Linked DNA regions of Homo sapiens: region 1 is linked to region 2. Evidence: chromatin contacts called from ENCODE Hi-C data. All regions are on one chromosome and are shown on one strand. Each heading gives the region's core, a stretch centred on a gene start or an enhancer-like site at or near the end of the contact. The rest is flanking DNA. Distances are from core to core; before and after follow the strand shown. Region 1 holds the start of PSAT1 (phosphoserine aminotransferase 1). Region 2 overlaps GNA14 (G protein subunit alpha 14).

Region 1 (3,297 bases), core at 687-3,186, 820 kb before region 2:
TCAAGAGATCCTCCCACCTTAGCCTCCTGAGTTGCTTGGATTACAGGCGTGCGCCACCACACCCAGCTCACGACTAATTTTTTTAATGAAACAGAACAGACTAGAGCAGGATAGAATACAAAATAGTGTATGTCACAGGTAATTAGGCTACACATCATTTCATAAGGCATTTATTTTTGTTACAATTGAATGTGTATACTTTGTCATTTTGTAAACATGTTTTTCACTGTAGGTTACAGTCAAAAGAAGTTTGAAAGCTTCTCTAATATTTACAATTCAACTAAATCAAGGAAATACATAAAAAGCAACATCTGCCTGCCCCCTCACCCTCCTGCCCCCCAGGTTACATGCAGTCCAAGGGCAAAAATCCTCCCAGAAAAATTAATAACAAATAATTGTATTACTGATGACAATTGCCATTACAATTATAGTAATAAATTAATAACGAAATACATAGGGAACAAACGTTGGGAACACTCCAAAACATGGGGGGTGCAGGAGGAGGCTACAGGAAACATCTCCACAGCTGGAGCAGGGAATCTCGCCTAAAATGAACTGTAACCACTGAGAAAAAATAAGCCCTGTCCTCTCAGCTACTGTGAGCGCTGCCCCTAGAAAAGTAAGAAGTCCTTTCCCCTTTAAAATTGGATTCTCTGTTCTTACCACAACACAGAGGAGGCTCTGTCCCAGGGAGATTTCTACTCTGCTCAACAATTGATAATTGTAAAATACTTGGCTATGCCTCATGCTGCTCCAACATATTATCAGCTCTATCCTGGTTAGAAAAATAAAAATCTAACGGCGGCGGCAGCCGCCTGACAATGGGCTCAAGGCACATCGGAGACTTTGCCTTCTTCACTGCGGGTGGGGCTGGGGACGGTGGGTTTGGCGGGGGAGGGGAGGAGCCGGGCTGGGGCCTGGGAAGGCAGAGAGTGAGTTCCACCAGCAAGATCTGATTGTGGCCCGGGAGAGAATTCAATCACTCGGTTTACTCCAGAACGAAATGAACAGGGAATTGGGTTAAGCAGCCCAAAGTCTACCAGAGTTAGAATACTCGAACGCCTTTAGGGGACAAGCAGGTTAAAAAAAGGAGGGGGGTGGGGAGAAAGGCTTTAGGAAAGGGTAGGTTCTATGGGGGACAAGGAGGGGAAAGCTGGACTGAAGGTTTTCAAATTTACATTTCTGAAAAGCAGTGTTCCTAAGTGCTGGCTAAAGCAAACACTGGTGTAAGGCGTAGGGGGGCACGCACACGCGGACCTTTAAGTTTGCAATCCCTTTCAGCTAACGTGATCCACTGCATATGCAAAACCTGTCATCGGTTCATTCCCGTTCATCACTCATTCACACTATGTCCATTCATGCATCCGCTCCACACTGCCCGGGCTCGCCGCACAGCTGCGCGAGGCGAAGGCAGAGATCAGAGCTTTTTCTTTTTCGCCCCGCCCCAGCCCCCGGACCGGCCCAGGAGATGGCACAGCCCGGGCGTCTGCAGGTGCGTGGCACCGGCGGGACAGCAGGCCCCGGCCAGCTGAGTCGTGCACTGCCTCGCACCAGCAGTCAGGGCCAGGGGCAGCTGCACGGGCACGCCTCGCCGAGCTTCCTCACCAACTGCATTCTTCCCGAAGCCCGCTTGCCGGAGCTGCTGATCCCGCTGTGCACGCTGATGCAAAGCGCCTAGGGGACTCAAGGCAGGGAGCGGGAATCCGACTGCCACACGCAGGGATGCAAACCCACCCGCGTGCGTGCTCCCGCCTGAACCTCACTCCCGGCGCCCGCTCGCGGGGACTTACTGAGTGCGGCAGCTTGGCGGGACCAGGCCCAAAGTTGACCACCTGCCTGGGGGCGTCCATGGTGCGGCGGCCAGGGCGGTGAGTCAGCCAAGGAGGACCGAACGCGTGAACGGCTGGCGTTCCTGGCCGCTGCGGTGAGAGTCTGCAGCCGGCCCCGAACCCCCGCCTTGTTCCTGCGCCGAGTCGGCGCCCCATTGGCCCGTGCTGTCGCAGGCCCTGCGCTAATTGGTTCGCGCGAAGGAGCTCACATCCCCATTGGTCGCGCTTCTGAGCCGAGTCGAAGCAGTTGCTCCTCCTCGCGTTTACTGTTTCAACCCCCATTTTTGATCAATGCAAGGAGCGCGCGAGATTGCGCCAGCCAGCCGAGCCGGCTCGGCTGCGCGCCCGCCCGAGGATTGTGGGCGGCGGGAAGAGGCTGCCCCTGCCAACCTGCCTTCGCCCCTTGAGCCCGCAATCTGGCCGGTTCCAGTCCTCCAACCCCAGAGGACCTCAGCTCCTCTCTCTTGGCTGAAAGGGCAGTTGCCGAGCAGATTTGTAGCCCCCATCCACCCACCTCTCCACCACCAGCCCCCAGTTTGGGCTGTGATGTATTTGTTCCAGAACCACCAGTCACTAATCTACCAAACTTTTCTAAGCACCCCCCACGGGCGTCAGATACCCCAGTGGAGAGAGAGGACCCCCCCAAGGTTGGAAGCGCAGGATGAAGAAGGGCCGGGGGTGGGTGGATACGGTTCTTTGTATTTGCACGTGGGTCCTGAGTTCCTGCAGGATTAAAGAACGGAGGTGGCCAAGGACGCAGGGAGGAGCGATAGCCTGGGAAGCGTGGATGCCCGCCAGGCAAGTCCTTTAAAGTCGCTGATTCTCCATTTCCTCCTTTGGGAAACGAGTGAGCTGGAAACCTGCGACAGCTCTCAGGTTGCGCCCGCGCTGACAAGCTGTGAGTTTAGAAACGTGAGGAGATATTAACAAGAACGCGATACCCATAGGGCGCTGCAGCCCAAACCAGAAGAAGGTGGCCCCTAGCCAGGCCAGGCGCAGGGCCAGAGCTGCTCAAACTTTTCCACAGAAGTGTCCTTCTCAAAAGAACTCCAGTGGAGACCCGCATGGGGTTCTGAAACAGAATACCCTCCCCCTACCCTGCAAGAAAGAAGTTCCTTTGAAGTCTGGAATTTCATCATTTTTAAACTGTGAATTTTGCATTCTCTACCATAATTTAACCTAGTTTCTTTTAATGTAAAAATATTTTCCCTGTCTGAGTAAAATTGATGCGCCAGGAATATATACAGTCCAACTGCCCCGTTTAGAGAAGGCTTGTAACTGGACAGGACTTTGGCTTTTGTTTGCTTTTCCTAATGAGAATGTGGGCGGTATGGGGCTGAGAGCAGAGGCACTGCTCTGGATCTGGGAATTGGAGGACAAAGTTTCCAGAAAAAGGCAAAATGAACAAGGCCCCTGCGTTCCTCAGCAACTTCATTAAGAAAACCGCGACATTCAAGACAGAATAAAT
Region 2 (3,235 bases), core at 470-2,969:
ATTATGCATATGTACCCTAAAACTTAAAGTTTAAAAAAAAAAAAGACACCTTTAAAAAGGTCTCTCATTCTGTTTTCTGTGTTCTTGCTTTCTAAACTCCCATCAGATCGCTATTACACTGCCTGGATAGTTCTTTAATTTTCTTATTATTTTATTTCAATTTCTGCATTTTTCTCTTTTTATTCTGTTGAAGGAATTTCTTCAATTTTCCTCACCTGTCTTTTGAACTTTTAAAATGTTCTCTTTGTTCTCCAATTCTTCCTTTTTTATGGGACTCTGTTCTTGTTTCCAAGATTTTTCTCTGATTCTTGGAGATAATAATTATAAGTTTTATAACATTCTTCTTCTGTTTTCTACAGTGTCACTGCTTCCCTCAAATAGCTTCATTTTCTTCGTATCTTCCTTTCTGTTTTATTTTGGAGAATGTCTTTAACTGCCTGCTAACTTTGACTGTTCCTTCTTTCTTAGAAGCAAGGCACTATAAAAGAGGATAGGAAGTTCTGTGCTATGGGTGGGTGATTAGATGGTGGCCTATTATGAGACTTCAAATGCCTGTAATTATTAGTTAGGCTTTTTCTCCTGAGCAGGTCTGTTTTTGAGGAATGTTCTGATTTCAACTCTGGCTGCCATATTCTCAGCAGGGGAATGGGGCTGGAGGGCTCAGGATTCAGTACATGGACTTTTACTTAACATATCTGTTTTCTTTCTTTTTTTCCTTTTCTTTTTCTGAGACATGATCTTGCTGTGTCACCCAGGCTGGAATGCAGTTGCAGGATCTCAGTTCACTGCAACCTCTGCCTTCTGGGCTCAAGCAATCCTCCCACCACAGCCTCCTGAGTACTGGTGCACGCCAGCACACCCGGCTAATTTTTGTATTTTTAGTAGAGACAGGGTTTCGCCATGTTGCCTCGGCTCGTCTCGAGCTCCTGGCCTCAAGCAATCCACCTGCCTCAGCCTCCGAAAGTGCTGGGATTACACGTGAGAGCTACCGTGCCTGGCCCATACCTGGTTTCAAAATGCACCTTCCTCCTTAAACTATACTTGGTGCCTGTATGTCTTCTGGCTGAGGGAGCAAATTACAGAATCCTGACAAGGTGGAATGATTGTGAAGGGTGGAAACTCAGCTGTTACTCATGCAGTCTTTCCCTGAGCCAACCCCACTGCCTTGAGGAACACCACCACCTTTCTAAATGGTGGGCCTTTAACCCAGAAGGAGCCTTGAAATGTTCCCAGGTATGAACCCACTGACTTCTTTTGGGTTTCTCCCCAAGAGATACAAGGTTTCAGCTTTCTCTCCTGTTAAGTGCTATGTACTCACTCATCTGCATCTCTTTTCCATTTTCTCAAATTTTCTTGTTACTCCTCCACAATAGTTCCAATTCATTTTATCCTTTTCAGTTTATAGGACTTGCCTTTAAACAAACAAACTACTATCCTATCATTTTATTAAGCCTTCAGGAGAGAGCATATGTGTTGAAGTCACCAGTTGTAAGAGGCAGTATGGCCCTTATTCTTTTCACACTGCCTCCCTGACACAGATAATCTTCAATTATACAGCAAATGTTTCTATATGTGGACCCTCTACACTCCTGTGTGGGAGCTTTACGATTCTGTGTGTGAACTGGTATTCTGATTTTGTTCATTCAGAAGACAACAATGAGCCAGCTGCTCTGCTGTGCTCTGTGGCCTCCCCAGAGATGAAGATGTCATTTCCTGCTCTCAGGGCGCCTCCCCCTCATTACCTAGAGATGGCGATGCTGGGTTTTCAGTACTCTGATATTCTGTGCTATTTTAACGTACCAAGAGAGGCAATCTTGTTGGTGTGATTTTGTCATTTCAGTATTTTAGAAAATCTAAAATCTGAATCATTTCCCCAGGAAGTTGGGTGCTACTTTAAGGACTAGATTCTTTCATTTCTAAAGCATTCTGACCACATCCCTCCCCTGTTTAAACCCATCTAAGCTAAGTTATTGTTGTTGTTTGAATTCCAATTTCCCAAATTACTTATAATGCAGAGCATCTCTTTTTGCATTTCTTAGTCACATGTATTTCTGCCAAGCCAATTTAGTCATCAGAAGTCTAAGCTCAAGGGCACACTTAGGCCTGCTCCTGCTGTGTCCTACCTACTGAGGTGACAATTTTAGGGGGCTAAGGGGATATGCCCACCATGCCTGCATCCCTCTATCTTTGGGTACCCCAGAACCCCAACACCCCAACCCACAGCATCGAGCAGCTTCTAGAGCCCACGTAGGTCTCCTTTCCAGATATGTCTGTTGAACAAGGGCAGCATATGCTCTCCTAGGTGCACGGGGTTTGTGCAGAGACCCAAGAATGCATGTCCGGTCCCCTTAAATTTTGTGCCCTAGATGATTGCTTATCTCAACCTGATCTTTCCCTGGGAGGATGCTCTAGAAAGAACGAAGAGGAGTGGTGAGATTTAGAGGAGAGGGGAGCAAGGAGGGAAGGAAGGGTCCATGCTCAGTTCTCAGACCCTCCTCTGGAGCCAGACCACTTACTGCCTTCACAGCCAGATTCCCCCAGCTCTCTCTACTGTTTTACCGAAGGACCAGAGCCATTCTCCTAGGGCCTAAGCCCCACATTCATCCCCAGGATACATTTTAGGTAATGTACAATAACTACTCAAGGACAGGTGTTGTCATTTTGCTTTAATGTCACAAGCCCTGTCATCCAACTAAGCCTTTTCAAGTTCTGATCCTAGTGACCATGTTTTCTTAACCATAGCAACTATTTCTGCTTGTCATTATATACCCACAGCCTGACTGTGGGCGTAGGTGATTACCAGTTGAACAAATTCCCTTGTATAGCCACACTGGAGAAGAGGGTTTATATCAATAGTTTGTCTTCCATGTCAGACCTGTTCTCATTGTGGCATTCCATTATTATGTGAATTTCCATCACTGAGTGACGGAAGCAATATAGATGAGTTGTCTCTTCATTGCCTCTGGGCTTGTTTCAACACAAACAGCTGCCAGCCAACTTGGGTGTGGATCACAAAATTTTATGTCCCCCATAAAAGAAACACTGGACCCATTAAGCCATCATGCTCCTATTTCCATGACCTCCCAGTCCTAGGTGACAACTAATCCGGTTTATGTCTCTATGAATTTGACCATTCTGGACATTTCATATAAATGGAATCATGTAATATGTGGCCATTCGTGACTGGATTTTTTCACTTAGCATAATGTTCTTAAGGCTTATCTACTTTGTAACC

What was found. A loop is a pair of places that touch in the nucleus more often than their neighbours do. Pooled maps may share reads with other maps.
Region 1: a map of naive thymus-derived CD4-positive, alpha-beta T cell shows a loop between it and region 2 (19-fold over the local background). The contact joins the promoter of PSAT1 here to the enhancer-like site in region 2. A Hi-C loop is called at or near these places in 1 of 168 maps with a recorded cell type or tissue (naive thymus-derived CD4-positive, alpha-beta T cell) and 9 of 50 pooled maps.

Annotation. Positions count from the first base shown.
Region 1 is chr9:78,295,764-78,299,060 of GRCh38, reverse strand. PSAT1 (phosphoserine aminotransferase 1) reads right to left here and starts at 1,936. Exons shown (of 9, transcript NM_058179.4): 1 at 1,791-1,936. The coding sequence starts at 1,850. RefSeq lists a silencer at 1,331-1,570 and enhancers at 1,523-2,106, 2,107-2,690, 2,581-2,850.
Region 2 is chr9:77,474,840-77,478,074 of GRCh38, reverse strand. The region is part of intron 2 of GNA14 (G protein subunit alpha 14); the gene reads left to right. All of the region lies in intron 2 of GNA14-AS1 (GNA14 antisense RNA 1), which reads right to left. Among named protein-coding and RNA genes, the nearest start is that of GNA14-AS1, 29 kb to the right of the region's middle. Within about 2 kb of position 1,719, at least 4 of the 41 ENCODE cell types and tissues checked have a DNase peak (open chromatin) inside an H3K27ac peak, as active enhancers do.